2 separate regions of the Homo sapiens genome follow, and region 1 is linked to region 2. The links are chromatin loops, found by intact Hi-C in ENCODE. Cell type or tissue: GM12878. All regions are shown on one strand. Each heading gives the region's core, and the rest is flanking DNA. Links, peaks and the distances in the headings are about the cores only. Region 1 overlaps DIRC3 (disrupted in renal carcinoma 3). Region 2 has its middle 190 kb from the start of DIRC3-AS1.

Region 1 (15,554 bases), core at 7,728-11,727, 350 kb after region 2:
TGTGTGCTGTTTTGAAATTAAAAGCAAAGCAGGAAAAGTCAAGAGTCCTCTTTTTCAGAGAGAAAAACTTGCAGAACCTGTGGAGTTGTTACCCCCATACTGTTGACAATCCTCACTCTTCCCTTCCCTTCTCAGCCAGAAAGCAGCCTTTATTATTTATTATTTTTATTTTTTGTACAGGGCTCCCAGCCAGCCTCAAGGGTCTATGTATGCTAGTGTGATTGCTGTGTTTTTCTAACCACTTCAAAGGTCATGTTCACTTATCTGTGAAAACAAGTTCTCATTCCTTGCACCCTATTTGCCTTCATGTCTCAGGAAATAGGGACGGGCAAATCACTTGCCAGGTGGGAAGAAAATAAAGGAATGTTGTACACACACCCTACTCTGAAGACCAGAGCGGAAAGGGAACCTATCTGTGTATCCCAAGGGGGCTGTGAGCAGGAGAGAAAGACAGAAATACAGCAGAGAGATGTGACTTACATGTCCTAATCTCCCCACTCCCGAGGTGAACCCCAAGATCAGAAGGAGGCATAGTGAACATTTCCAACTAGATATGGAAGGAACCTGAGAATATTTGGAGGAGGAGACCAGCGACACTGTTTCCCAAACACAGCTTAGGGGAGACTGGGAGCATCTTGGAAGAGCCCCACACAGAGCCATGTTCAGCATGGCCTGAGTGAGGGCGGAAACTTTAGCGGTGGAGCAGGAAAGTGACCAGCTAGGCAAGCCTCCAGCAGCACTGCTTGCACTCCATGGCCTGCCCGGGCTGAACAGTGGACCTAAGAATTCATAAGTGCTCCAGAGAGGGACAAGGAGGGACTAAGAGGGCCCTGAGTTAAGAAAAAGACATCACATTGCCCCCAAATGCCACTGGGGACCAGTGGTGCAGAGTGAATCAATCGGTGACTGTGATACACAGTTTAGTTTGTCCTCTGTCATAAGAATAAATATCAGATATCATAATCAGGGAAAGCACAAAGAAGAGAGAGCTTTTGAGAGCTGTTTACCTAGAATTTAAATTCTTCATGTTCACTTTAGTACCTCTTTAAATGCTCAATTCCTGCGAAAACATGTATTGTAACCCAGTGCTATCACTCTAAAAGCTGTGGTAGAAGGTGTGGAGTTTTAAGTATGGAAGAGGGTATGTGCTAAATAGAAAAGGTAAATAGAAAGCTTTTTAAAAATCTGGGTAAATGCACACACATATCCACATGCAGGATGCACAAATGAACCCTATGAGGGCTCTGACACTAAGAAACTGGCAGTACCTGGACTACAGATTCAGCAGGAACAAGTCCACAAACTGAGCAGGCAGTTAATGAGCTTAGCACCCATCATCCCTGGCTCAGAGTATGGCCCTGGAATTCTTTGTTGCAATAAAATATAAAATAGAACCTGAAAAGAAGCTTGGCTATGAGCAAGTAAGGCTTCCTTCATTTGCCTGGTCCCACAGGCTCTCTGTTGCAGTGGCGGCAAACCCACCCAGATGGGTTGTGCTCTGCAACTTCAAGCAGCCCTATCACCAGTGAGGGTGGTGGCAATGCTCCAGGCCCCTTGGGGCAGGGGAGGTAAGACAGCATGCCATCTGATGCTGCCCCCCTTGCTGACCTGGGCAGCGGGCACATTCCTCAGTTCCCTCTGACCCATGGGCTGTCCTGAACTGAACTCTGCTCAGCTCCATCCCCTCTGCTCGCCTGCTCCCTGCAGAGTGAGCCCGCCCCTTGCTGGCTAGGCTTTCCCTGCCTTATTTGGTTTAAATTACTTTTTTGAACTTTGGTCTCATTATTTTTGGACCATCATTTGGTCTGGAAGATTTTCTTTCCACGGGTTCCTTCTGTTCTTCCTTTTCACCCTCTTGAATGTGCTTCCCAAGGCCTCTTTTTGCAGTTTCTTTTGGGTGGTTTTTATTACCTTCATGCATCTAATCTGAGTAGGGAGAAGCTCCAAGATCATTGTTATCTTCCCGCTTGGAATCCTGCTTGTTTGGTTGTTATGGGAGCTCCTCCATTTAAAGGGCTGGGGAACTCTGCTTCTCCAGGAGCTCGTGACCCAGCTCCCAGAATGGCCTTTTCCAACACAACATGAGAAACCAGCTTCAGCGGCAACCCTGCAGGGCCACAACCCATCCTCACTCTCGGAAACAAACCCATAGATCTGGGGCCGCCCCTCTAGGCACACACCTAAAGATACCATGGCACTATTTCTTTCTCTCCTCTTATAGCAAGAGTTTGATTTTGTAGTTGAACTGGTTTGGATGGTTCAGGCTGCAAGTAACAGAATATATCTCAACTGGCTTGAGCAATTAAGAAAACATTATCTCCTATAACAAAAGTCTATGGGTAGGACAATTCTGAGGCTGGTGAATTCAAAGCTCACAGACATCAACAAGGCCCTGGTTCTTTCTGTCCTCCTGCTCTAGCACCCTCATGTATGGGCTCGTCCTTGGGTTAGCTAATCTACTGGTGAAACGTGACTACCATAGTCTTACCCATTGCTATGGTCTGAGTGTTCGTGTCCCCCGCAAGTTTCTATGTCGAAACCTAACCACTAATGTGATCATATTAAAAGGTGGGGCCTTTGGGAAGTGATTTGGTCATGAGGGTGGAGCCTTCATGGTTGGGATTAGTGCCTTTAAAAAAGAGGTCCCAGAGACCTGTCTTGCCCCTTCCACCATGTGAGGACACAGTGAGAAGCACCATCTATGAACTGGGAAGCAGGCTCTCACCAGACATTGAATCTGCCAGTGCCGTGATCGTGGACTTCCTAGATTCCAGAACTGTGAGAAATAAATTTCTGTTTTTTATAAGCTTCTTAGTTTATGGTATTTTGTTATAGAAGCCCAAAAGACCAAGACACCCAGACACCACAACATCCAACAGAAAAGAGAGCTCATCTATTCGCACATGAATACACCTTTCATGGAAACCCTTCCATGGGATAAGGCCTTCTCTCACATCTTATTGCCCGTGCCCAAACCAATTCCTATCAAGAAGAACAGGACCACTATTGACTCGGATCAACCATAAATAAAGTTCTGGAGTTGAAGAGGGGCTCCATCTTTCCAGAAGTTCATAACTTCACAGAGGAAGGCAAAGGCCTGAACCCATCAGTAGGCCTTTTAAAAGAGAGGAAAGGGGGAGTGTGTTGATAGGTAGACTCACAGCTCTGTCTGCTACCCTGTAAGAGAAAATCCAGATTTCTGCCACAAAGTTTCTGTTCCTGTATTTCTGATTCACCCTACTTCTCTCCAGTAACTCTGATGTTTTTTGTTTTCTAATGTCTCTATATTTTTTATGTCTCCTGAGGAGGCAGAATATTATAACAATTAAGTACTTGAATTTAGAGTTAATTAATCCTGGATTTGAGGCCTAGCTCTACCATTTACTAGCTGGGAGCTTTTTCAAGTTACCTTATCTCTCTGGATTTTTGTTTTCTCACTCAGAATAGCAAATAATAATAGCAACCACTTATATAGAGATTACTATATACCAATCAGTCTCCTAAGTCTTTGCATATATCAACAGATTTAAGCTGCACAACAACGCAGTGAGATAAATACTCCTACTCCCCACTTTTAAAATGAGAGAGGCTGGGTGCAGTAGCTCATGTCTATAATCCTAGCACTTCAAGAGATCGGGGTGGGAGAATCCCTTGAGCCCAGGAGTTCAAGACCAGCCTGGGCAATGTAGCGAGACCCAGTCTCTACAAAAAACAAAAAACTTAGCCAGGAGTGGTGGTGCACACCTGTGGTTCCAGCTACATGGGAGGCTGAGACAGGAGGACTGCTTGAACACCGGAGGTTGAGGCTGTAGTGAGCCATGTTAGTGCCACTGCACTCCAGCCTGGGTTAAAGAGCATGACCTAGTCTCAAAATAATAAATAAATAAACCAAGGCACAGAGAAGTTAAGTAAGCTGCCATAATCACACAGCTTGTGAGGAGCAATGCTGTGATCTAACACTATAGAGTCTATGACCCCAATCACTTCATCATACTGCCTCTTTCCCCCGCCCCCCACCCCACCACCCAGGAGTTTAAGAGTGGAGATTTAATAGGCAGAAGAAAGAGAAAGGAAAACAGCTCTCTATCTAGTGTGAGAGAGAGGACTTCTGAGAGGAAAGGCCCTCATACTGTCTCTTAATGAAATACAAAGGCAATCAAAACAGTGCTCATAGGCTGAAGATTATTAAGAAGATAACACAGGTCAAACATTTAGCAGAGAGGCTTGAACACAGCATATACTCTAAATATTAGGTAAGAAATTCTACACAATCACTTCACATGTATACAAGTCAGCCTGGCATATAGTGAGAGAATTAAACACCCCCTTTCTGGTCCTCCTTGGGCCAAACTTCTCTCAGTTTCACAACTTGTTCTAGAACCTAGCCCGTGGTTTACTTACAAAGTATTCCTTTTACTTTCTTAGCTATTAATAGAACAAAGCAAAACCTCTGTGAGTACAAAATTATGTGATCCAGAGCCTCAGCCTGTGTCTACCTGATTGTGACCTAGAGAGTCCTGTCCAAATAATTCTCCAGATCTAAAGAAATCCCCCATTGCCATAAACTCATACTGGTCCTAATTCTGTTTCCGCAGCCATATAGTTCTACTTCTCATTTTATTCTCCTTCAAAAATTGTGAAGTATTTCTAATACAGGATATAAAAAATTCTAGAGAACAACTTAAAGCACACACATGTGCCACAACCAAAATTTTGAAAAATATTAATGTTATCATATATGTTTCAGGCCTTTTAAAAATAAATTAAACACTAAAATACAACTGAAGCCCCATCCCCTCATTTTCTTCCCCTTTTTGGTAACCCCACACATAAAGATATGTATCCCACTTCCATGAGTTTTTATATTTTTAGTACATTTTTATACAAAAACATTTATTATTGTTTTGTGTACCTGGTAACTTTAAAAATAAATGATGCCATACTGTTTATAAGATTCTGCTCCTTGCTTTTTAGTAAATCAATGTTTATTTTCACTTCTTTTGTGTTTTCTACTTTTATGCTTCTTTTTTAAATCTTTTTTTTTCTCCTTCCCTGTCTTGTGTTGGATTAATAGGGCTTTAGCTATTCTCTCCACATCAACGCCTTTTCACCAATCAGCTTCTGACTTACACGTTACATTGTATTTCTTTCCTTCTTTCTTTCTTTTTTTTTTTTTTGAGACGGAGTCTTACTCTGTCGCCCAGGCTGGAGTGCAGTGGCGCTGTCGCCCAGGCTGGAGTGCAGTGGCGCAATCTTGGCTCACTGCAAACTCCACCTCCTGGGTTCACACCATTCTCCTGCCTCAGCCTCCCAAGTAGCTGGGACTACAGGCGCCCAACACCATGCCTGGCTAATTTTTTTGTATTTTTTTTTTTTTTTTTAGTAGAGACAGGGTTTCACTGTGTTAGCCAGGATGGTCTCAATCTCCTGATCTCATGATCCACCTGCCTTGGCCTCCCAAAGTGCTGGGATTACAGGTGTGAGCCACCATGCCCGGCCTGTATTTCTTATATTTTAATGGTTACCGATAAATTGTTAAATATACATATATATACAGTCTTGCATCACTTAACAACAGGAATATGTTTGAGAAATGTCTCATCAGGCAATTCTGTCATTGTGCAAACATCGTAGAGTGTACTTATACAACCCTAGATGGTATAGCTGATTACACATCTAGGCTATATGGTATAGCCCATTGCTGCTAGGCTACAAACCTGTACAGCATGTTTTGGTAATGAATACTGTAGAAAATTGTAAGTATTTGTGTATCTAAACATATTTAAATATAGAAAAGGTATGGTAAAAATATGGTATTATAATCTTCTGGGACCACCATCATATATGTGGTCCATCATTGACCAAAATACTGTGCAGTGCCTGACCTCACAGAAATTTTTGCTAAGTTCTAAGTTTATTCATAATTTCTAGAATCCTCTTAAACAAAACAGAAATCTTAGTATGTTTTAACTAGTTTATTGAGCACTCCCTACCACCAACATTCTTTGATGCTATTGTCTAGACTTTTGGCCCCATTTTTTAATACAAAATTTATTTTTATGTAGTTAATAGTTAATGCACTTTTACTGAACTACTTTACAAATTTTTCTCTCTTGCTCCCAATTGTTCTCTCTGATTTCTCTTTTCTCTTTCTTGAACTAAATGCAAGGGTCTGGGAGCAGTAAATTTTCTTAGTCTTTTTGTAACTTAATGTATCCTTATTTTGCCCTCACAATTGATTAATTTAGCTGGGATGAAATTCTAGGTTGACTTTTTTCTTACTGCTATGAAGATATCAACTCATCTGCAATGGGGGTCTAATCTAGCTGAAGATCATTCTTTTGTGAATATAATCATTAATCCTTTGTGAGTAAGCTGTCTTTTCCTTCTGGTAGCTTCTAATATGCATTTATTTTTATTATTCATGTTCTACAGTTTCACTACAGTGTAAATAGATGTGGTTTTATTTTCATTTGTTCTGTTTGCATTTTATATGAACTTTCACCAAAAGATTCACGACTTCAATTCTGGAAACTTACATCATTCTCTATTTCTTTTCCCTGGAACTCCTAATCAGATGCATACTGGAGTCTCTCAATCCATTTCTATTCCCCTTAACTTCCCATACAAACATTAATATGTTTGTATGCATATATATGTATAATTTTTCTTTTTGTCTATATTTTGTTTATATTTCTGAGTTCTATTTTCCCATTGTAATAGATTATCCAGAGAAACAGAACCAATATGGTGTGTATATATATAGAGAGAGATTTGTTATAAGGAATTGTCTGACACAATTATGGAGACTTTCAAGTTTAAATCTGCAGTGTGGGCCAGCAGGCTTGAGATGCAGGACAGCTGATGGTGCAGATGAAGTCCTATTAAGTGATCTGCTGGAGAATCTCCTCTTACTTGAGAGAAGATTGGCTTTTGTTCTATTCAGTCCTACTCATCTGATTTGAAGAGACCTGCTCATGTTATGGAGGGCAATCTGCTTTACTCTGCCAATTGAAATGTTAAATTCACCCAAAAATATCCACACAGAAACACCCAGAATAATGTCTGACCAAATATCTGGGCAACCCATAGCCCAGTCAAATTGCCACATAAAATTAATTATCACTGCCACTTAAATACTCTCTTTTTATTGTTTGCTCTAAACTCTACTTCAGAATTTATTCCATTTATTATTTTTTAAAATAGCAATTTTTTAGTACACAATTTACTATTGTTACTATATTCTCTTATATAGGTTTAATTTTTGCTTTTTTGTTTCATCATTTCTTATTTTATCTTTTAATTTTTTATTATACTTTATCTCTTTGACAATCCTAAAGACTTCATTTTAAATCATTTTCAAATTGTCCTATCATTTTCATTTCATCTGACGTGAATTTATTTTCCCACATTTTATTTTGTTAAGTGCTTGTCTTATGGTTAATATTCCTCACGTGTCTCGGATTTTGGTTTTGTGGTTCATGTTCTATGAGTCCACTTCAGGTTATATATGGGCAGTTTGGGATTTCTATCTTGGTGTGATATTAGGAATATCAGATTTAATCTCTGTATCAGTCCATTTTCACACTGCTGATAAAGACATACCTGAGACTGGGTAATTTATAGAGAAAAAGAGGTTTAATGGACTCACAGTTCCCCGTGGCTGGGCAGGCCTCACAATTATGGTGAAAGATGAAGGAAGAACAAAGGGACTTCTTACATGGCAGCCGGTAAGAGAGAAATGAGAACCAAGCAAAAAGGGATTCCCATTATAAAACCACCAGATCTCCTCAAACTTATTCACTAGCACTAACAATATGGGGGAACCACACCCAAGATTCAATTATCTCCCTCCAGGTCCCTTGTGCAACATGTGGGAATTATGGGAGCTACAATTCAAGATGAGATTTGGGTGGGGAAACAGAGAAACCATATCAGTCTCTAAGCTAGCCGGTGCCTTGACCCAGGCCTTCCCTCAGGGGCTGTGCTCCACCTTCTTCTGCCTTCCTAGACATGCAGTTTTATGTAAGCCATAGATTCATGTTGCAGCATTTTTCCCCAGCCTCTTCATGACTTGACAGCAAAAGCAGAAATATGGGGATTTCTATACCCAATTTTAAACTAACAGAATTGCATATGCAGCTTCCTCTGCCTACTTTTTTGACCCGTGGCCCCACAGGGCTGGAGATTCAACTACATTGACATGGCTTGTATTTTACCGATCACTGTGATGGGTCAAAAGCAGAGTAAAGGCCTCAAAACGTGAAGTGATAACATGGTTTTGACTAAAGTTCTCCCATTTCTATTCTCCCTCTATTGTTACAGCTTCTCTAATGGTTCTCTTTGTATTCCTGGCATTCTCTGGAGGCTTCTGATAAAAACAGGGTCTTTAATTGCCCCCCTTTTCCAGTCAGGTCCCCAATAAGAAACAGATGTTGTACTCAAAGGGGGTAATTGAGGAGAGTTTACTAAAGGGACTGCTTGCAAAGATGTAGTCCAAGCTAAGATAAATTGGAAAGGATTGGTGAAGCTCCCAAGCCAACAACAACAGGCCTAGTAGAGAACTATCACTGTGCTATAGGAGAGAGCTGCCTGGCAGGAGTGCCAGCCTTTGATAGAGGAACATGGTCCACTACTGAACCTTAACTTGGTAAAGACAGAGACCAAGGAGTAAATACTCCCAACTCCTTCTCCTGCCCTTTGTTCCTCTGCTTCCCATGGGCCAAACTCAACAGGAAATCAGACTGCAAGGGACCCCTTAACATAGTCAAGAAAGGTCAGCCTCTCAGGGCACAGAGTAGGGCAAGGAGTGGATCTGGATGTGGTAAAGAAAGAACACACAGAATACAGAATAGCCCAAGACTACATTTCTCAGGTCACTTCCATCTTCACATTACAGAAATAAATCATCTTCCTTTTCCACTTCCCCCTCTTTAGCTAATGCCTTTTTTACTTTTTTTTTTTTTTAATTTCATAGGTCATTTCTTGAAAGAGTTGTCTAAAGGCACTGTCTGCACTTTATTCTTATTTGCTACTCAACCTCCTGTTGTTCAGTTTCTGACTTTATAGCCCCCTGAAATTTCTCTCCAGGAAGTTACTGATTTCTTGCTGAATTATAAACCCAATCCAAACTTTTGGATGCTTATCAACTGCATTGAGGCACTCCTTGCCTAAAGTCTCCTCCCCTCTTGATCTCTGTGTGACCACTTTCTCTCAGTTCCCCTCCTTTGAAACTGCAAAGGCAGCATGTAAGAGGAGCAACTACCTGGGCTGAATTAAGACCTGAAGGCCCCAAGGGAATGAGGCTAGTGATAGCCAGAGGTGTGGTGCAGGGTTCAGGGTGGGGAGCATGTCCTAACAGAGGAAACCACAGATGTGGTATCCATTGCTTCTTATTTGCCATCAGTGACTGCATGGTTGACCACCAAACTCTATAGGGTCACTCTGAAGAATAGAAAAAGCTGAAGTGGTCTAGAAGAAATTAGATTTTCTATAGGAAAGACATAAAGAAAACTTGGCAGAGGTATCTGTTTTTAAAAATACATAAATCTCGGCCTCGACCAACACTTATTTGATGTGACCCTTTCACCCAAGACCATTTCTTCATCCCACTAGAACCTCAGTTCTCAGCACTGAGCAATATCAGCTGACAGCCTTTCATCCAGCAGGACAACAGAACTGTGGGACCCCAGCAGAGACAAGGCTGTCAGTGAGGCCTGTCCTGGTGGGCTGTCATCCCACGTGGAGAGGTGAGAAAAGTAGGGTGGAAGAGGAAACGATGCTGAAGACTGAGGAGGCAGGTGGAATTCAAAGTTGGTCTTTTTTTTTCTTTTCCAAATTAAAGAGATGTTTTCTCTGCCACAGCTTCTGGGCCCTGATACAGCAATAAGTCAAACACCAGCATTCATCCCCTTGCAAATGGGAACCACCTCCCCACCTTGGAGCACAGACAGATTGTAGTTGAGACGCCCAGTGGAAAAAGCTGAGTATGGCTGGGCAGCCTCACACAGGCCTTTGCCTCTAGATCCCCTTGAGCTCCCTTCCCAAGAGTCCTTGACAAATATGCAGGGCTAAGAGGCTGTCCAAGGAATGCAGCCGTCTCAGCCATTCATTACCAAGGCTCAAAACCACAGGGGCAGGAAGAGCAGACAGAGCTGGGTAGGATCCGTCTCCGGTGAGGTTTGGAAATGGGAGATACCCCTGACTGGGCAGGCTGAATTGATGTGGTCTGGCCTAGGGGCAAGGGGATGGACAGAATGACCATCACCACTCTCAGCCAGCCTGGTGGGTCTATGAAAAGAGATGTTTGATTCATTCTCGGGCTCTACCCAAGTGACTCTGAAATATTCCTAGACGGTTGCCAGGACAGTCAATAGTGGGTGAAACAAAGACCCAGAAGCCAAAATTCTGGGCTTCCAAGCTGCTTCCTTCAATCTTCTTTAAGTGTTTTCCTTTATGTTTGTTCCTTTATGGCTTGTTCCCCTTCTCTGATAAACTGTAAGACCCCTGAGGTCAGAGGTGCTTTCCTCTCCTGCCCACTCCTTCCCCTTCTGCTTTCTTTCTCCTGCAAACCTGTGCTAGGACACCTTAAAAAGAAGGATTCCTGATGGACTCAAGATGATTTATCTAATTTGCAACTGGTCAGCCACAGGGCTATGGAGAGGGTGAGCAGGATTGGGGCTGGCAAGAATGATAAGAAGGAACAAACCTGGAACCATGATTACTCATTCATGGTCTTCCAGTTTACACTCTACTGTGATGACCATGAAAGAGAAAAAGAATTAGTAAAAAAGAAAAAAATACATAGACAGACTGCCCTCCCAGACACAGAAAAATTATTTTCTTACCCATAAGAAAATTCCATCAAACATGAAGATTAAATAGGGACCTAAAATCTGATACCTACCAGTATCTGGACACACCTGGATCCTGTGGAGGTGGCTCTGGGCAGACAGACAAGTTGGAGGGGCAGATGGAATTAGTCAAGTAGGGAAAGTCAGAGTGAATAAGTCAGGAAAGCCCTCCCACAGGAAGAATTTTGAGTAAGGATTTGTGAATGAGAAATCCAGAATAAAAAGAGGCAGGTATAGTTCTCTACAGAGAACTACGGCCAGCAGGGGATATTCACATGAGAGCTGGGCATGCAGACCAGGACCAGGAAACATTCTAGGAGAGCCCAAACATAAGGGGAAGTGGGCACATAGTGAAATGGGGCTGGGGGAGTGAGGTGATGGAGAGACGCTGTCCTAAAAGCTCAAGCTGAGGAGACTGGATTGAGTACAAGGGGACATTGGGAGCCAAGTCAGAGATCCATCCCAGCATCTCTGGAGGTCTGTAAGAAGCTGTGGTCTCTCTCTTCTCTCAAGGAGAATTGCAGGAGCTCTGATGCCTCAGAATTTCCCATGCAGGCAGACCAAGGGGAGAAGGAGAGATGCTTTCTCCAAAGAGCTCAAGAGGAGTCAGGAGAAGGTGAGATTAGCAGCCAGCAGGAAAAGGCATGGACCTCTGGTAAAGCCTTTAGAGATATCTTCCTTTCTCCTGCGGTGGGTGGGGGGAGGTTGTGATGGATATAAAGAGGCCTGATGGAAAGTCTGGATTTACATCAAGTGTGAGGGGAAGGACTCTGGGAAGGACGGCAGTACAGGAAAGTCAACACGTCACTGGCCTTCATTGTATTGGCCACCCAGGACTGAGTTCCGGCATGAGGCTTGTCCATGTTGTTTTTTGTTTGCCCTATACCCACAGCACAGATGGCCCATGGTGTGGAGGAGGCTCATTTCAAATCCATCATCAGTCATCTAAAGCGCACTAAAGTTCAACAAATGATTTCAAGTTCATCTTCAGTCAACTTCAGTGGACTTTTAAAATTCAACAAATGATTTTTCAATGTCTATCTCAAGCCAGGCACAGGTTTGTTACTGGAAAGCAACACAAGATGTTAACAGAATGGATGTTTCTGTCCTAGAAGAAATGTCTGCATTCTACAAAGAAAAATGGCAGCCAGGCACCATGGCTCATGCCTGTAATCCCAACAGTTTAGGAGGCAAAGTCAGGAGGATCATTTTAAGGCCAGGAGTTCAAGACCATCCTGGGCAACATAGCAAAACCTGACTTCTACAAAAAAAATGTAAAACATAGCCAGGCATGGTGGCTTGCACCTGTCATCCCAGCTACTCAGGAGGCTGAAGCAGGACGATTGCTTAAGCCCAGGAGTTGGAGGTTACCATGAGCTATGATTGCACCACTGCACTCCAGCCTAAAGCTAGGCAACAGAGTGAGACTCTGTCTTTAAAAAAATAATAATAATTTTTTAAAAAAGGAAAAATGGAAACTAAACAAGTAAACAAACCGGCATAATCATTTAGTTGCTGCTAAATACTCTGAAGAAGATAAAATATCCAGGCCAGTTCAGGCATGGTGGCTCACGCCTGTAATCCCAGCACTTTGGGAGGCCAAGGATGGTGGATCACAAGGTCAGGAGTTCGAGACCATCCTGGCCAACATGGTGAAACCCCATCTCTACTAAAAATACAAAAATTAGCTGGGCATGGTGGCGGGCGCCTGTAGTCCTAGCTACTCAGGAGGCTGAGGCAGCAGAATCGCTTGAAACCAGGAGGCAGAGGTTGCAATGAGCCGAGATGGCGCCACTGCACTCCAGCCTGGCAACAGAACTAGATTCCATCTGAAAAAAAAAAAAAAAAATCCAGGCCAAAGAGGGAAGGAAGTGGCATGCTAGAGAGTGACTGGCAGTGCCAGGAGGTGAGCAAAGGCCCCTAGGAGGACTGGATGTCAGTGCTGGGACAAGAATGGCAGCAAGGGGCAGCCCAGGGGAGAGGTAGGGGGAGCGCCCCCCCAGCAGAAGGGAGAAGCACGCTCAATGACCAAATCTGCCGCTGGTGTTTCAGGAAAGGGGTCCTGATCCAGACCCCAAGAAAGGGTTCCTGGATCTCAAGGAAGAAAGAATTCAGGGCAAGTCCATACAGTAAAGGGAAAGCAAGTTTAAGTAAGTAGAAGAATCAAAGAATGGCTACTCCATACACAGAGCAGCCCTGAAGGCTGCTAGCTGCCATTTTATGGTTATTTATTGATTATATGCTAAACAGAAGGTGGATTATTCTTGCCTCCCATTTTTAGACCATATAGGGTGACTTCCTGACGTTGCCATGGCATCTGTGAAGTGTCATGGTGCTGGTGGGAGTGTAGCAATGAGGATGACCAGCGGTCACTCTCGTCACCATATTGATTTTAGTGGGTTTTAGCCAGCTCCTTTACTGCAGCCTGTTTTATTTATTTATTTATGACCCGTATTTTGTGCCGACCTCCTATATATCCTGTGACTTAGAATGCCTAACCCTCTGGCAATGCAGCCCAGTGGGTCTTAGCCTTATTTTACCCAGTTCCTATTTAAGATGGAGTTGCTGTGGTTCAAATGCCTCTAACACTGGGGCTTATAAAAAGAAAATTAGTAAGATATTCAATGTTCGGAGTGAGGGCTGTGGATAAAATGTCACACCCACAGACAGAAGAGAGGAAAGAAAAGTAAGCTATTGAATGTTTAAGTGGGACTTAACAGAGGCCAAGATAGAGAGAGAGAGAGACAAAAAGAAATGGGCAGCGGGAGAGCAGCATGTCTCCTATGTGTGTGTGTCTGTGTGTCTGTGTGTGTGTGTGTGTCTGTGTGTCTGTGTGCGTGTGTGTGTGCATGCATGCAACTCTCATAGTTAATTGGCTTGTGCCCATGGAGTCGGTAAGAGTGCGGCCACTAAGCTCACGCCTGAACACTGCTATAGGGGGCTGGGCAGAGGCTGAATCTGTCTCCAGGAAAGTAATTTACAGGAGTGGAGAGAAAAGCTCTGTGAGCCAGCGCCTGGGGCCTCTCCACTCTCTGGGACAGATCGCTGCCTGTATTTTCAGGGTCTGTCTTCCCACAAGATGGTCAAAGCCTCAGGCACAGGGTGCTCAGTACGTCTACAACAGCCACATCAAGCAAAAGCACAGATTTTCTTTGCACCCTCAACCTTTATTATTGTTTCAAGTCAAGGAAATAGGGAGATGGCTGACACTGAACACTGGACTAATTTCCAAGATTTGTGGGTTCCAGGCCTGGCTGTCCCACTAACTCCCATATTACTTTCCCTCTGTGGGTTTTACTTTCCCTATATAAAAATTAGGAGACTGGATGCTGATTTCTAAGATTTTCCAGCTCTGATAGCTTCATAAATATAGGAAGTTCATAATAAGAAGAGATACATGGGAACTCTAAGCAGCTACAGCATAGCAACATCAAAAATCAAATGGACCAGGGAGATGAGATATATTGGTTCAGAAAGTATCTGGCTGCAAGTAGCAGAAAAAGTAACGAAGAATGGCTTAAGCTAAAAGGGTGTTATTTTCTCTTAGAATAACAACTGAATAGGTATAACCTCGAGTCTATGCTAGGTAGGAAGGAAGTGAAGTTTGGTTAGGGGTGATGGGTATTCAGCTAATGCACTTGGCGGATAAGAAAAACATGATGACTTCAGAGGCATCTGGCAAGCAAGGGAGAGAGGGCCAAAGAAGACCAGTGTGGTCTGTGCAGGGATTCAGTGGTTACCATATCAGAGGAAAAGTTTTGGGAGACAAAATCACCTGCAGGTGGCCTTGAGACAGGGTTGCTAAAGTGCAATGAGGAAAAAGAGGAAACCAATCTCATCTGGACTTTGTTCCTTTCTTAGCATCCCTTAGAGATCACAAACTCTTATTTTTATTTTATTTTAGTTTATTTTTGGGAGAGATGAGGTCCCGCTATGCTGACCAGGCTGGTCTCCAATTCCTGGCCTCAAGCAATCCTCCTGCCTCGGCCTCCCAAAGTGCTGGGATTATGGGTGTTCCAAGCCAACCACAAACTCAGTCATCCCCACTCCACCCTCTTCTGCCTTTCCCGACAGATACATCTAGAACATTAATAGAAGAGGTAGCAGAGGTGAGAACACATCAGCACAGATACCAATACCAGCCTGCCCTGAGTGGACAGTAACCGGCCTGCAAATGGCAAAGCTAGGAAGGAAAGGAGGCTGGTGGCATTGCAAGTCTGTACCTCAAAAGAGGAGGCATTGGGGTGGCAACATTGCCAATGGGCTAGATAGAAGTAAGAGTGAGAGCCAGAAGAATCTACCCCACTGTCTGCCAGGTATACCACAGAAGCCAAGCAAACTGCTTCTTTCCTGGGGAGGGTCTCTGTGCTCCAAGAACCATGCTCATCCTAGCAACAGGAAGCTCTTTAGTGCCAGCCTGTTGCAATAGACTTCAATGGCTATTTCTCCTGTTAATGCCTTTTCTGTTTTGCTCTCTCAAGATCTTAACTGCAACTGCCCCTATTACTCCAACTGAGATTACAATTTTTGAGAAACCTGCAAACAGGACAGCTTTAGAGTGTACCCCAAATACAAGGACACAGAATCAAATTCCATGAACCCCTATAAATCATGAATCCACTGGAATGGAAGCCCCATGGGGGCTAGACTTTGCTGTTTGCTCACTGATGATTCTTGAGTGATAAGAACCAGGCCTGGCAC
Region 2 (15,554 bases), core at 5,996-9,995:
AGTAGGCTTTCAAGGTGAGCTGGGAAGACACAGCTTGCTGAGACCTGAGTCCACATCAGGGTTGATGATATCAACATTGGCACCTCAGGTAGAACCTACAGCGCCACTCAGGCCTGCAGACAGTGGAGCTGGAGGCACCAGGTCTTCAGGAATTAGTAATAAGAATGAGGTCAGTCCTCTCACATGGAGACTTCTCTGAGTAAATCTAATTGAGCTGGCCCGAAGAGGTGGGTGTCCTAGGAAAATATTCAGCATTTGCTGGGAGAGTTGTAGGTCCTATGGTGTTTTGCTGCATTGTTTGTCTCCTCTGGCCAGTTCCCCTGAACTCTGATGCAGACAACATCTCCTTTTTATAAAAGTCATGTCATTTTCCCTGCATGCCTGTCTTTCATTTAGGGTTGTGCTTTCAAACTGCAGAACATTAGAATCATCTAAGGAGCTTTTAAAGATCCCAATGAGTACAGCATGCTATAGACTATTTAAATCAGAATCTCTGGAAAGTGGGGTCCAGGCTTCAGAATTTTATAAAGTTCCCCAGGTGATTTCAATGTGTCCCCAATGTATCAGGCCCTGACTTGGGACCTCTAACTTTGAAGTTTTTCAAGATCTTCCCTTTTTGTCCTAGTTCCCCTGCAGCTAAGTCCCCATTTTCTAAGCTTCTCTCTAAGTAATCTCCCCCCTGCTTCGTCTTTCCATCCCACATAGAGTTCAGGTCTAGGTTTATGCTCCTTCCACTCCTTCAGAATTTCAGAGCTGAAGGGACCTCAGAGTCCCATGGATGAGCCTAAATCTTCACTGTGTAGATGCAAAAGTGTAGGGAAGGAAGATCAGGATGTTAGGTATGGTAGGGCAGGGGCCGGAGCCACTCTCTGCTCTCACTGATTTGCAGAGCCTGAAAATCCCCCAGTGGTCACTGATCCACTCTGGAGAAAGCAACATTCAGATTGATTCACTGTCTGGAAAGGTAAGCTGTGGTCAGATGATAGAGATCCTTGAAATCTGCGTAATGATGTATTACAATTAAGACTGTAGACAATGGGAGCCACTGAAGATTTCAGAGCATCAGTGTGTCATGTCTGCTCTGACAGGGGTGGTTAGGGTGGAGAAAAGAAGAAAGACTCTTGGCAGTCAAACAAGTGAAGACAGAAAACCAAGCAAGAAGAGGCAAGCAATTCCGAAGGAGGTGAGAAGTGGAGGGGAAGATAGACATTAAGAGCACTGGTGGGGGGTACTTGGACCTCTCCTCCATCTCATCAACTGACTCACAACCAAGAGTCAAGTTTTCAAGGCTTGACAGCTAGAAGGACAATGTTGGCCCAAACACTATCAGCCTCAACAGACTGATAGGATGTTGAGGACGGAGAATATGAGCTTTGGCACAAACATGTGAGCCTTAAACTCTCTCTCTGGTGTTTCACTGAAGGCAGGGCCCCACTTCAAATTCCAGCAGAGAATTTTGCAGCTCGTAGCTGCCAGTTTGGGGGCACCTACAGAGAGGCAGTGCATTGAGGTGGCTCCCTGGGTTTGGAACCTGACTTGGTATTTTTCTAGTTTAACAGAGATGTTAAGCATCCTTAATATCTCTGTGCCTAAGTTTTCTCACTTCTAAGATGGAAATAAAACTGATACCCACATCACAGGGTTGTGATAGATGAAATGCTTTGAAACATAAAAATACTCAGAAGCATTCATGAGGCACAATAAATACTTAATACATAGTCGCTATTCTATTATTTTACTGTTTATGGATAGCTCATTCCTCATTGCCTAGGTCATAGTTCATAGCAAAACATCACTGGACTGGGAGTCTGGAAATCTTGGTTCTAGTCTTTTTTTTCTGCCAATGACAAGTTCTCTGAACTTGATTAAATCATATTTAACTTCTGCAAGCCTCCATTTCTTTTTCTATAAAATAGGAATAAATTTAGTCTACTTTGTCATGTGAATGTGAAGACCAAATGTCTTCCCCACATCATCCCCCTGCTTCCAGCTGCATCTAGAGATGACAGACCAGAGGAGAACCACCTGGAGTGCTGTTCTCCCCCAGAGGGGCTGGACAGGAGCACACAGATTTATCCTTCAAAACTTCCATCACCTGCTTATCCATTCCACCTCCTGGTGCCCATCTTGGGTTTTTTATTGAAGCTTTTTGCTTTTCTTTGGAAAATACCTGACATTTAACCAGAGCAATAGTTAGGAACCAACTTAAAGTCATGTCTGCCACACACTGGGGCTTTAAGACTCAAAGGACTACAATTACTATGGTGGAATTTTGTCCCAGGAGAAGGAGGAACTGCTGGTGTGTTGTTCTGGTCACCTGGAACTGATCAGAAGCTTGGACTCGGGTCTTGCCCGTATCACTGACTTACTGCTATGATGTCAGTCAAGAATTGGTTGCATAGGACTCCTTAGAAAATGAGGGGGCTAAATTAGATTTCCTCTACATTCCATTCCAGGTCTTCTATGTGTGCCATGGTTCTAAAATTCCAGTCAACTTGTTACAAAAATATAGGCATTTGGTATGAATTAAAAAGAAGAGCCATTCTAACAGAGTTGACCAAAGACGGAATGAGAAATTGTGAATTCCCCATATCTAGAAGGTTTTGAGTAGAGACTGAATGATTTTCTGTGGGTAGAATCCTGCAGAAAGAGAGGATGGCTAGGTTTCAGGGTACCTGCCAACTTAGGGATTAAGGGATTCTGTGCATTTTAGAGAATTGAGGGACCACTAAGGAATGTAATGCGAAATCTTAAGAAATGGAGCATCCCAGTCCTACTCAGATTTTGTCCTACTGGGGACCACATACCATGTATCTTTGAAAGGACAGTTTTGATGAACAGACTCCCAAGAAGGTGAGCCTGCTTTCATTGGCCTTGAATGGACCTCATGGCAGGAGGGGAGTGGGTGGTGGAGGCTGGGCTTCACCTTGTCAGAGCAGAGTCCTCAGTGCCAAGAGGAGGCAGTCTTCCCCCACTTAGCCTGGGACGAGGAGCTCAGGACAGAAGGCATAGGCTGATGGGAGGAAAAATTGAGTCACTCTTTGATGTTATTTTCCTGGTTCATGGACCTCTGAGAACACTTTTTACTCATTAGCCTGTCTAGACATAAGAACTCACCATCTGGGCTGGCCTTTTCCTCTTCTAATTTTCCTTGCTCTGTCACTTTTGCTGAAGATGGGGATGAGGTTGACAGCTGACACCAGCAAGTATGCTAGGACAGCATCGAAGCTGTCCTGTGGATCCCTGATTGGAGGCTGAGATGGATCCAGCATCCTATTTTTGAAGATTTCTGACTCTAGGCAGAGGGAGCCGTCAAGCTGAATAAAAATTGAAAATTTGGGAAGATGTGTGGTTCTGCTTTGAAGACTCTCTGACACATGCTCCACTTAACCACTAAAATGAATAATCTGCTTGTGTTATAAATAGGATGGCTTGAATGTGTTGCAAGGCAGCACTGTGGGTGGCTCAGGGCAGGTGTCGCCTGTGAAGGGAACTGACTGATAGAGGGGACTTGGTCAACAAATTCCCAGAGTCTTTCTGGCCAGTGGATCCCCCATTACATGAACTCATCCAGTGCTGCTGCAGTGACTAAGCCCCTCCTTACCACTTATCCCCAGGGTCCTATGCAGCCCAGAACCCTGAGGGCCTTAGAGAACAAGCTCAAAGGGAGGACTTAGGAACCAAGAGTTCTGGCTACTTTGTGGTTGTGCAGTCATCAGCTTGGAAAAAAGACAGAGAAATGTAAAGGGGAAACCCTGGCCTCTCTATCTCACAAGGGTTAGTGGTTTGGAGGGGAAGAAGATTGGAGCTCTTTAACAGAGCCAGGTTCTACGCAAGTAGTTACTCACGTATCTCTTTCTCCACCAATTTGGATCAACAAAAGAACTAAAACTGCCAAGCAGAAGCAGTGAGGTGCAGCTTGGACTTTCTGTACAGGCCAGCTGCTAAGAACTAAACTGGGGAAGGAGTAATAAGTATTCATTAAACACTCACATATATGATAGGCCCTTGAGGGCTAAAAAAAATCATGGAACCTGCCCTTAACTCTAATTTGGGTATTGAAGAGAAGATTGTCTTGCCTTATACTGAATAGATATTCAGTAATTGTTGAACTGACGAATATAATTTAATGGTGATTCAGCTGCAGTAAAGTCTGCATGGAGGAAGGGGGACCCTGAAACCCTCCCAATCTTAGAATTGGACAGCAAGTCAGGATATTACGTGCAAGTGTGAAACCACAGCTTTCAAAGACAATTCAAATGCTACAAGGTTAGGCATAAGGGAAAAGAACCAGGCTCTCCTAATCCTTAAATATTTACCTCCTTAATAGAGTAAGTTTAACTAGCAGTATGGAGCTCTGGATGGGGAGTTAGGAGAACTTTTCATTCATTCATCCATCTGTCACATAATATAAAGCACATATCATATGCTTGGCTTAGCACTGAGAGTAGAGCAATAAATAAGATAAACATAGTTTCTTGTCTTCAAGAAGCCGTTAGTCCAGGGAAGCAGTCAAACATTGAAAACTGATGTTTCAAATGTGATGAACATAATGATAGGGGAAATGCAAGGTGCCGTGAGTTAAATTTTTGATATAATCCAATTTTTGTAAGCCAGAAACATTCAAAAAGAGCTTAAAAATTGTCATGTACGCATTGTGACTATAGTTTTGCAAATTAACTGTTAATAAACATATATGATTGACACATGTAAATGAGTGTTTTATCCAACAAAGACTCACTCTGGAAGCCCATGTTTATATTTTGATGATATTTTTCTCACTACTGGTATATATTTCTTCTTTCTATTTGCATTAAAAGCTGTTCTTCTAACTATTTCTGCTGTTTATCCTTTGATGACAAGTCTGGCTTCTAGAGTTGCTACAAGTTGACCATGACTTTGTCTCTACCCTGCTTCATGAGCTTGGCAAGTTATGTGACCTCTCTGGCCCTTACTTTCCATAACCGCAGAATGTTCTCTGTGATTTGGTCCTGCTTAGACTGTTGTCAATCTGCTATCTTATTTTGGGGCCTCCAGCATGTGAACCTGCAGGCTGTTGTTTGGGAGGGGCTGTCTCAGTGGACAGTCGATGCCACTAACCTCTTCTAGAATAAAAGATCATGCAGGTGCCAAACACCTGCATTCACTAATAGAGGGAGTGGGTATTTTCCACCATTAGTGTTCAGATAATTACAGGTACAGACTTTATCATGTTTGGAGTTTGGCCAGTATTCTGTAAGTGATGCTTAGAGTGATTTCTCCCCACCAGTGCTGGGATCCTCCCTAGACACACAAAACAGGTAAGACAACTACCATTTGTGATTATCTTGGCCCTAGAGCCATGCCATTCCTCACCAGGCCCCTGAGAAAATGCAGACTGAGATCCACTTTGCTGAGGTTCCGAGGATCCCTGGGCCACAATGGGAAATGAGGTGCTGAGAAGCTCTGGGACCAGCTGGGTGTGCGTTCTCCATGATCAGGCAACACTGTGGCCATTGCGTTGATCAGGTCAGTCACAGAGGGCCTTAGAATGAATGTCCAAGTTGGTGGCTAGAGTAGTCCATCTGCTTTCATCTCCTCATGTGCAGGTGAGGAAATTGAGCTTAAGAGATGAGTTTGAGATCACACAACTTATCAGCAGCTGGCAGTGTCAGATCCACGTTCTCTTGAATCAGTGTTCCTCGTGGTTTTCTCTCCACCACAGCACTAATTTCAGGCTGAGTTTCCTCAGGCCCTCAGCCTGAAATTAGTCCCAAATGCATTCAATGCAGTAGCCTAAAGGATGAATATTTATTGTTTACTTCTGAGATAGATGGCCTCCTAGTTAATTTGTTGGCTCAATGATGTCACCAAGAACACAGGCTCATTGATTTAGGTTCCCCAACTTGCCACATGTATTTGCAGAATGCATGTTGTATAATTGCACATCATGTCTTCAAAGGTTGGAAATAAAAAGTGGTACCAAGCAGGAAATTTTCCTTCTTCTGCTTCTCTTTTCTTTTGCAAGGGAGTAATTTTTTTTTTTTTTTTTTTTTTTTTGAGGTGGAGTCTCGCTCTGTTCCCCAGGCTGGAGTGCAGTGGCGCAATCTCAGCTCACTGCAAGCTCCGCCTCCTGGGTTCACGCCATTCTCCTGCCTCAGCTTCCCGAGTAGCTGAGACTACAGGCACCTCCCACCACACCCGGCTAGTTTTTTGTATTTTTAGTAGAGACGGGGTTTCACCATGTTAGCCAGGATGGTCTCGATCTCCTGACCTCGTGATCCGCCTGCCTCGGCCTCCCGAACTGCTGGGATTACAGGCATGAGACACCGTGCCCGGCCGGGAATAATTTTTTTACAAAGCTCTTCAATAGACTTCCCTAATGGCCAGAACTGAGTTCCATAGATACCTCAACTTCAAGGGAAGCTAGAAACTGTGAGTTGTACATTTCAGTCTCTATTGTATGACGTGGGCAGAGGAAGAGGTGATGTAAATAGCTAAAGCATGGCCAAACGACAGTATCTGCCACAGCTGTTGAGCTCCCTCTGGATGTGTTAGTCCACAGGAGAATTAGGACCTGGGTTAGGTATCAACAATAACAGTAGCTTCATCAGTAGTCTGGGCTCTTAATTCCCACCTTTCTCCTTGGAATTTGCTCCATCAGGAATTAATGACTTAAAATATCTGCTTACATTGTCACCTCAGCCACTAGATTGTGAGTTCCTTTAGGAAAGGACTATGATTTATTTAACACCAGTGCCTGACTCATGAAAGACATTTTTTTTTAATGTGAGAAGGAATTGCTAATTTAGTGACAAATTTTTATTAGTTGGATGGATTAGCTACTTAATTAATGCAGCATTCAATTTACAGATGCACAATATTACAAAAACAAAACCTGATTCTTAGGAGTGACAAATCTGGAAAAGTAACAAAAAGGCATCTTAAAAAAATACAGGGATATGCTTACCAGTTTCAGAGGTATAATTATTTAAAGTTATTTTAGAAAGAAACTCTTCCCTTCCTGTCCCCATATTTTTGACTTGGCATCCAAGAAAGGGAAATTATGCCCATCCTTTTACCATAGATTCATATAAAAATACTGTACATGATTATAGTGATGTATGATTTCCTAAAGGAATGTGCAACATTTTATTTGATCTATACAACAAACTGGTGATGTAAGCAAGGAGAGATTAGAGGATCACATTTCCTGTTATGGGACAAAAATTAATAATATAGGAATAAATAATTTAGAAATGCTTATAGACTTATTCCTTTTCCAACCTCACCAAAAAGAATCCTGTAAATGCTAGTCCAATTTTCACCTCCTATGGTCTTCGAAGAGGAAAGATTCTTTTTGATGATAGAAGAGATAAATCTACGTATAACAGTACTGGAGGGTAGGGAGGGAGGACGGAAGTGGCAGAAAACTGTATGAGTAAGGAGTGAAAGAGGAAGCCTTTTATTTTCTCCCTGGAGATCAGAACCAGAGCAGCTACGATAAGAAAGTAGGTTGGAGACGCAAGAGAATTTGCATAAGTGTTTCTGAGAACCATATATTTTCATCCCCTTTAGTGTCTTCAGAGCGGCATGAATAATAAATAGAATTCCATCTTTGTTACTTTCAGTTTGGGGACATTGCTGCTTAAATCTGAAACTGCTCTGAGACTGAAGCACATGGGTCTCTGAGTTTATTAGGGTTACACATAGACAATGAAACACATGGTCAGAGAGGTTAAGAGAATGATCTATTAATAGTAGAACCTAACTACTGCTTAAAGCCCTATGCCATGCCTTATCCTTCCACTTCACCCTACAAAACTAAAGTGTATACATTTGTTTCAGTTGTTGCTGCTTGCTTGTTTGCTTTTCTGTTTTGAGCTTTTCTTTTCTTTTGTGGAGGGTAAGAAAGGTAAGCTTGTGTGCTCTTCCCAGTTCATGGAAGCTCGTCAAGTTTTCAGTTTGCATTATCAAGCAAATGCTTTGCAGGATCAGGAGTTTTTAAATTTCTTTATATTTTTTATTTTCCTTATTTTTGGCACCTTATCCAAGACCTGTGAGTCCCTCTGGGCTGTGTGTCTGAGAAGTGATAATTGAATTTCTCAGGGTGCAAGTCACTGGGAAGCTGAGTTTGCGGCATGTTAGCTTGGTATCTCTCTTTATTTCTGAGCACCCCCACCCTCTCTCAGGCCAAGTCACAGCTGAATGCTTCACATTAAAACGCACAAAAACATGAATCCGTAGGGCAATACACCAATGGAATCTTTAGGATTCAGACTCATAATAGTTCATCTCTTGCTTGGTCTGCCCTGAGGTTCTGAGTGAGATTATCCTGCTTGCTCACACCTTATTAATTTTGATTTATCTAAGGGAGAGATGTAGAAATGTCCTCACCTATGTTTGTGCTTCAGGTAAGTCAAAGATGTTTGTTTCTATCTACTTAAGAGAGTAAACAACTGAGTCTTGGTATAGTCAGGCATAGGCTTTGGTGGAGAGATTTGGATGCTTAGGCTCCTATTTGACAGAAAGCAAGGCCTGGAGCTGAGAACCCCAAACAGGTAATCCTTGGGAAGGTATGTCTGGGTGTCACGGTAGTCAGCTGAGAATGTAAAGTGCTGCCTATGGCTAAGGGTATGGGATAGACTGTTGCCTACTTGACCCTCTCTGCAGTGTCTACAGTGAGTTTTGTTTGTTTGTTTTTTAATGTAAGTGGTTGGGAAGAGGAGATCGATGGGAAAGTTACAAAAGAAACAGGAATTTCCAAAGAATCTGAGAACTTAGAGAGGTGAGAGAAGAGAGAAAGGAAAAGCACTGCCCAGAGAGGAGAGGCCAAGTTGGAGCATCCAGAAAGGCCTGCCACGTTCCCCTGTGACAGCCCTGCTCTGACAGGGTGAGGGCCTGGGACAGGAGGAGATAGAAGGAAGGGAGAATGGAAGGGAGGAAATGCAAGGATTCGAGCCTCCTCCACAGATAGGAAAAATTTAGACCAGGGATGCTGATGTCGCTTACTATGATTTATTGTCATTGTGTGGGTGTTCACACAGGGTGTACACACTTTCCATTCTCCCAGGTCCATGTGATCTGGACTCTAATCTGAGGGATGATCTGACAACAACAACAACAGCTGCAAAAATGTAGAAGGAACCCCAGAAGCTGATGGAGTTGAACACCTGCTCTAATGGAGGCAGAACATGGGAAAGTGGATTGAAAATGACCAAAAAGAAAAAATTTACCTTTAGTTTCACAAATCCCCTGGGCTGCATGGGGCCATGATCCGCATCTGGGGGTAAAATATCAGACATGATTATGTTTTGTTTTCCTTCTAATTGAAAGACTAGAATATAAAACGGAAATGAATGGTGAGAGGCTGGCATATCCAGAAAACAGAGAATAGATCTTCACAGATATACTGAAAATCCATGGGGAGAGATGTGGCTTGATGGTGGAGACAGGCGAAGCCATGAAGGGCTGACAAGTCATGACAAGAGTGGTGTGTTTTACCCTGTAAGTCATAGGGACTCACTGATGACTTTTGAGCAGGGGAGAAACATGATCAGGTTTGGGTTTGAGAACAATCATTCTGGTTTCAGGGTGGCAAGTGCAGCAGAGGATGGCAGGAGGGCATGGAAAAAGGGATACATCTCCATTCCATAGCATTGAACACTGAACTGTCCTCAAGTTCTAGGACTGCAGTGCCTCTGGTCCTTCCCCAGTGGCCAGACTTCCTAAATGGTCAGAACTGAGCTCCATAGACAGGTCTTTTTTGCGGCTAACGTCCAACCACTTTCTGACTTAGATGGATCCCTCAGAAATGGGAGCAAAAGCTCTTCTAAGTTCCTTGTACATACATATCAGGCATGAAGGTGGGATATTCTCAGAATCCCAGGAGGGAACAGTGATTGAGGAAACAAGGGCTCCAGGAAAAACATGCTTGGGATTTTATGGAAGAGTTCTGGATTCTGGAAGAAACTGGAAAAGAAGGAAGTGATCTGTCACTGGGGAAAAAAAATCAACATTTCTGGTTCTACCTTCTTAAATATAAGATTTTATCTCATCATAAAGGTCACAGTGACCTGGAAAATGAGGACTTCCATCACATTTGTACAGCTTCCCAGGTTTTACAGCTTATTTTCACAAGTGTACTTTATTCCATCCTCATAACTTCCTTGTGTGTTTGGTCAGCTAGATAAACTCTCAAAAGCCTCAGTGTCCTTGTTTGTTCAGAAATGGGATTAGTATGTGGCCTGCTCACAGTCAGATGGCTAATCAGCCCAGAGCCAGAAGCTGCTTGCAGGCTAATGGCCAAGCCTATCTCTCAGCACTGCCTCTGCAGCAGGCAAGGCTTGGCCATGTGTGGCTGTGTGGCTGTGTGGCTGTGTGGCTGTGTGGCCGTGTGGCCGTGTGGCCGTGCCGCTGTGCGACTGTGTGGCCGTGCGGCCGTGCGGCTGTGCGGCTGTGCGGCTGTGCGGCTGTGCGGCCGTGTGGCCGTGTGGTTGTGTGGCTGTGTGGTTGTGTGGCTGTGTGGTTGTGTGGCTGTGTGGCTGTGTGGCTGTGTGCTTGCTTGCATGTGAGTTTGCAAGTGATGAAGGGGAAGCGGGTAGCTGTTAGGGGCTGAATTGTGTTGTCTCCTAAAAATATGTTCAAGTCCTAATCCCCGGTACCTGTGAATGTGACATTATTTGAAAATAGGGTCTTTGCAAATAAAATCAAGTAAAGATGAAATCATTAGGGTGGGCCCTAATCCAACATTACTGATGTCCTTCTAAGAAGACAGAACCATATATAGTCATCCCTTAGTATCCACAAAAATTGATTCCAGGACCCCTGTGGATACCAAAATTTGCAGATGTTCAAGTCCCTTATATAAAATGGAATAGTATTTACATTAACTTACACATGTCCTCCTGTATGCTTTAAATCATCTCTAGATTACTTTTAATACCTAATACAATGTAAATGCTATATAAGTTGTTGTTATACTGTATTATTTAGAGAATAATGACAAGAAAAAAGTCTGTACATGTTCATTACAGATGCAACAATGTTGTTTTTCTGAATATTTTTTCCAAGGTTGGTTGAAACCATAGATCTGGAACCCAAGGATATGGAGGGTTGACAGAGTTCATATCCAAAATAGATAAGAAACTCATACAATTCAACAGGAAATAAATAACCTGCTTAAAAAATAGGCAAAAAAGTACTTACAAAGACATAGATATTTTTCCAAAAAAGACATACAGATGGCCAATAGGTATAGAAAAGATGTTCAACATCCCTAATCATCATGGAAATGCAAATCAAAACCACAATGAGCTATCACCTCACACCTGTTAGAATAGCTGTCATCAGAAGGACAAAAGACAACAAGTGTTGGTGAGGATGTGGAGAAAAGGGGATACTTATACACGGTTGGTGGGAATGGAGCTTGATATAGCCATTATAGAAAAGAGTATGGAGGTTCCATAAAAATAGAGCTACCATATGATCCAGCAATTTCATTTCTGGGTATATATCTGAAGGAAATTAAATCAGTTTTTAAGGAGATATCTGCCCTCCCAAGTTCATTGTATTGTTATTTACAATAGCCAAATTATGAACACAGCCTATGTCTGTTGGTAGACAAATACAATAAATTGTGGTATATATATGCCACAATGTCTTTATTCATATATATAGGAAAATTATTCAGCCTTAAAAAGGAAGGAAATCCTACCATTAGTGACAACCTGGAGGACATTATGCCAAGTAAAATAAGCCATGGACAGAAAGAAAAACACTACATGATCTGACTTATATGTGGAATCTAAAAGAGTTAAATTTATAGAAGCAGAGAGTAGAATGGTGGTTACCAGGGGTGGAGGCATAGGGGAATTGGGTAGAGGTTGGTGAAAGAATACAAAGTTTCACTTACGCAGGATGTGTAAATTCTGGAGAGCTAATGTACAGTGTGGGGACTAGAGTGAATAATAATGTATTGCAGTGGTCCCCAATGTTTTTGACACCGGGGACTGGTTCTGTGGAAGACAACTTTTCCATGGACCAGGATGGGGGGATGGTTTCAGGATAATTCAAGCACATTACATTTATTGTGTACTTTATTTCTATTCTTATTTCATTGTAATATACAATGAAATAATTATACAACTCACCATAATGTAGAATCAGTGGGAGCCCTGAGCTTGTTTTCCTGCAACTAGATAGTCCCATCTGGAGGTGACAAGAGACAGTGACAGATCATCAGGCATTAGATTCTCATGAGGAGTGTGCAACCTAGATCCCTCAAATGTATAGTTCACAATAGGGTTTGTGCTCCTGTGAGAATCTGATGCCACCACTGATCTTACAGGAGGTGAAGCTCAGGCGGTAATGTGAGTGATGGGGAGCTGCTGTAAATACAGATGAAGCTTTGCTCTTGCCTACCCGCCGCCCACTTCATTACCACGAGAGCTAGGAAGAAGTAAGGAAGGAGCCTCTGCAATGTGGCCCAGGTCCTAACAGGCCACAGACCCGTACTGGTCCATGGTCCAGGGATTGGGGATCCCTGCTGTATCATATACTTGACATTTGCTAAGAGAGTAGATCTTGTGTTCTTAACACACACACACACACACACACACACACACACACACACACGGTACCTATGGGAAGACATGGATATGTTACTTAGCCTGATTGTAGTATTCAGTTGTACATCTTAGATATATACAATTATGATTTAAAAAAGAAAAAGGAAACAGAGACACACAGGAAGAATGTCATGTGATAATGACAGCGAGTGTCATCTGCAAACCAAGGAACTCCATGCAGCTGCAAGTCAAGGAACACCAGGGCTCCACAGCCACCTCCAGGGCTAGGAAGAAGTAGGGAAGGAGTCTCAGAGGGAACATGGCTCTGCTGACACCTTGATTTCAGACTTCATGCCTCCAAAACTGGGAGAATAAACTTTTGTTGTTTTAAGTCACCTAATTGGTGGCACTGTGTTGCAGCAGCCACAGGAATTTAAGTGCACTTGGACCCATGGAAGTCGCTGCTGTGCTCTCCAGCTATCAGCTCATGAAGGCAGGACTTACAAAGAAACTCCTCTGCCCATCAAAGTGCATGTCAGAGCGTCATTGAATCTTAGGGGGACGAGTTAGCAAACAAAAACCTGCCTTCCTAACCAGGCAAAATGATAAAAGTTGATTTTATTCCTTACATCTCCTTTCGGGTTTGGTGTTATCTTTCAACACTGATATGCCAAAAGGTTCTATGGGGCATGAGAGAGGTGGGGATAGTCAAATGACTAAACCATTAGCAATGTGCCCACATTTCCTGAAAGACTGTGGGAGGACACAATATATGAAGTACCTTACCACCTATGCACATCATTCTAGTCAGAATACTAATTTGTTAACTGATTGATTTCTTGCCATATTATATAAAAAGTTAGGGTCAAAATTATCAGACAGCTCTACTCTTATGCTAATGGAAAAGGAATACTTTAGACATAGATGTTGTGAGCAAAGTGAAATTACACACCAGGGCAATTATGTGGAGATCTTGAGGCAAGGAGCACTCCTACCTTCTGATACAGAAAGAAAAGGGAAGCTCTGTCTGCTCTGAAAATACCCAATCTGGAAAGCTATGGATTCGATTATTTCCTTTATGATCCCCCAACAGAAGATAGATTTTCAGAGGTCCTACCTGGATACCTGGAGATGGGATGGTGGGTCTTGCTGAGCACCTGTAAGGTCTGGTAAGGATGACATAATTCAGGACTGGGCTGTTTTGGGCTTTCATTCAGTGAACCTGAATCCCATACTTCAAACCATTAGGAAGAGTCCTATGCCTCCCCAGATAACTATTCAACTAGACTATGGGTCAGTTGACTTCAGCTTGATGGATTTAGTGGAGAATAGAAATTATCTGCCCTCACTCTTCTCATAGAAGTCATGCAATCTGGGGTTTCTCTAACTTGCTGGGGTGAAGAAAAGGGGAAGAGGAGGTCAAAAGGGGGGTTGTTGAAGAGAAGAGGTACAGAAGAAAGAGATAAGGAAGTAAAAACCAGTCACATTTAAATTCTATCCAGAGAGAGCATGCATTTATGAGCATATGTGTGTCACATAAGTACGTATTCTAAGGCAAACCTAACAGGGAGAAGATTCTCAATGTAAGCACAGAACTTTCATCTGTGGTTGACCTCCTAGTGCCCCAAGTTACACGAGACCCTAGGGACAAGGGGGGCTTTGCTCCCTCAGGAAAAAAAGCCATTCTCTCATTCTGTGTCAAGACCCTGGAGGCTCTTTGACGTCAGAACTGCTCACCCCACCTCCCTTTGGCCTTTGGTGGATGCTGCTCCCAGACCCCCTTGGAAGTCCCATCCTTCACAGAGACGTTTTTACTGCTCTTATCTTCCCACAAACTACCCCTCTCCCAGACCCTAGGAAATCAAAGTGCTAGGAATGACATGGTGCCTTTGTGGAGAAATGAAGACGGTTTTGTCCCCGCAGGCTCCCAGAAGCCTGCAGTGATTGAGGGAGTTTGGGCGTGGCAAAGAGCTAGGGAGGAGCAGGGCCTTCAGCCAGTCCCATGGCCAACGAGAAGGTACCAGGGCAGCCCCTGCCCACATGGGGAAGGACGAAGACCCTCATCACAGAATTCTCATTCACTGTCTGGTTCACTGTTGGGTCAGTGTTGCCAGATCCCAGTTTTCTCCATGAGGTAGGTCTATTTCCCAAGCCATAGAAATGTTGGGGGAAGGAGATTCTATTGAGAAAGTGTGCTAGAAACTCAGAATTTGAAAATTTGAAGGAAATGGAAAGTTCATACAAAAAGACCCTTTGCTTCTCTCCCTTCCCCCCACAAATGGACTCCTCCTGCAAAACTCTTTTTCTATTACTGACGTCCACATGCCTCCAGTTATCCAGGCTCATAAAACATTCTCTGTTTCCTCCCTTAACCCTGCCTGCTCCAAATCCTTTGAATGTACCTTGGAAATGCCTCTCCGATTCATGCTTTTACTTAGCAGCTGTAAGTCTCAGTTTCCAAACTTGAAAATAATAATAGACCTACTTCATAGGATTGTTATAATGATTAAATGTGCTGATGAAAGTAAAACCCTTAGTGCAATGGTTAGCACATAGTAAGAGCTAAGTTAAAATGACCTATATCATTATTTTTATTATTATCCCCTTTGCCAGCCTTCTCTCCAAGTCCTCATCACTTCAAGCCAGGATCCTTGCAATATTCTCCTACTGGTGTTTCTGTCTGCAGTCACTCTTCTGTCCTGTAAATGAAGCCTGCATACTCCTGACATATTAATATTCCTCAAATACAATTTTTGCCATAGTATCCCTTTGCTTGAGCTTCCAATGATTCCAAATTGCCAGTTATACTGAGTCAATGTTCCTCAGACTAGTATCCCAGGCTCTCCTTTTCTAATACTACAACCCAACATAGAACTTCAACTCCAGCATTGTTGGTATGTCTCTGGCTTCAGCAAAGCTGAGGGAGCTTATGCCGCCTTGTCCATCCTGTATCAAGCCTTTTTCTTTTTTCTTTTTATTTTTTTGAGATGGAGTCTCGCTCTGTCA

What was found. A loop is a pair of places that touch in the nucleus more often than their neighbours do. Peaks named below come from ENCODE experiments on the same cell type or tissue, not always from the same donor. Only the 100,000 strongest peaks of a DNase experiment are listed, where the experiment ranks them.
Region 1: it touches region 2 in a loop (2.4-fold over the local background); 1 of 110 quality-filtered maps calls a loop at or near these places.

The regions. Positions count from the first base shown.
Region 1 is chr2:217,435,841-217,451,394 of GRCh38, forward strand. The region is part of intron 3 of DIRC3 (disrupted in renal carcinoma 3); the gene reads right to left. Among named protein-coding and RNA genes, the nearest start is that of DIRC3-AS1, 160 kb to the left of the region's middle. In GM12878, for the core only: no CTCF peak of the experiment used is centred there; a DNase peak (open chromatin) is centred at 9,271.
Region 2 is chr2:217,082,700-217,098,253 of GRCh38, forward strand. No RefSeq gene overlaps it. Among named protein-coding and RNA genes, the nearest start is that of DIRC3-AS1, 190 kb to the right of the region's middle. In GM12878, for the core only: no CTCF peak of the experiment used is centred there; a DNase peak (open chromatin) is centred at 7,622; H3K4me3 peaks cover 510 bases; H3K27ac peaks cover 825 bases.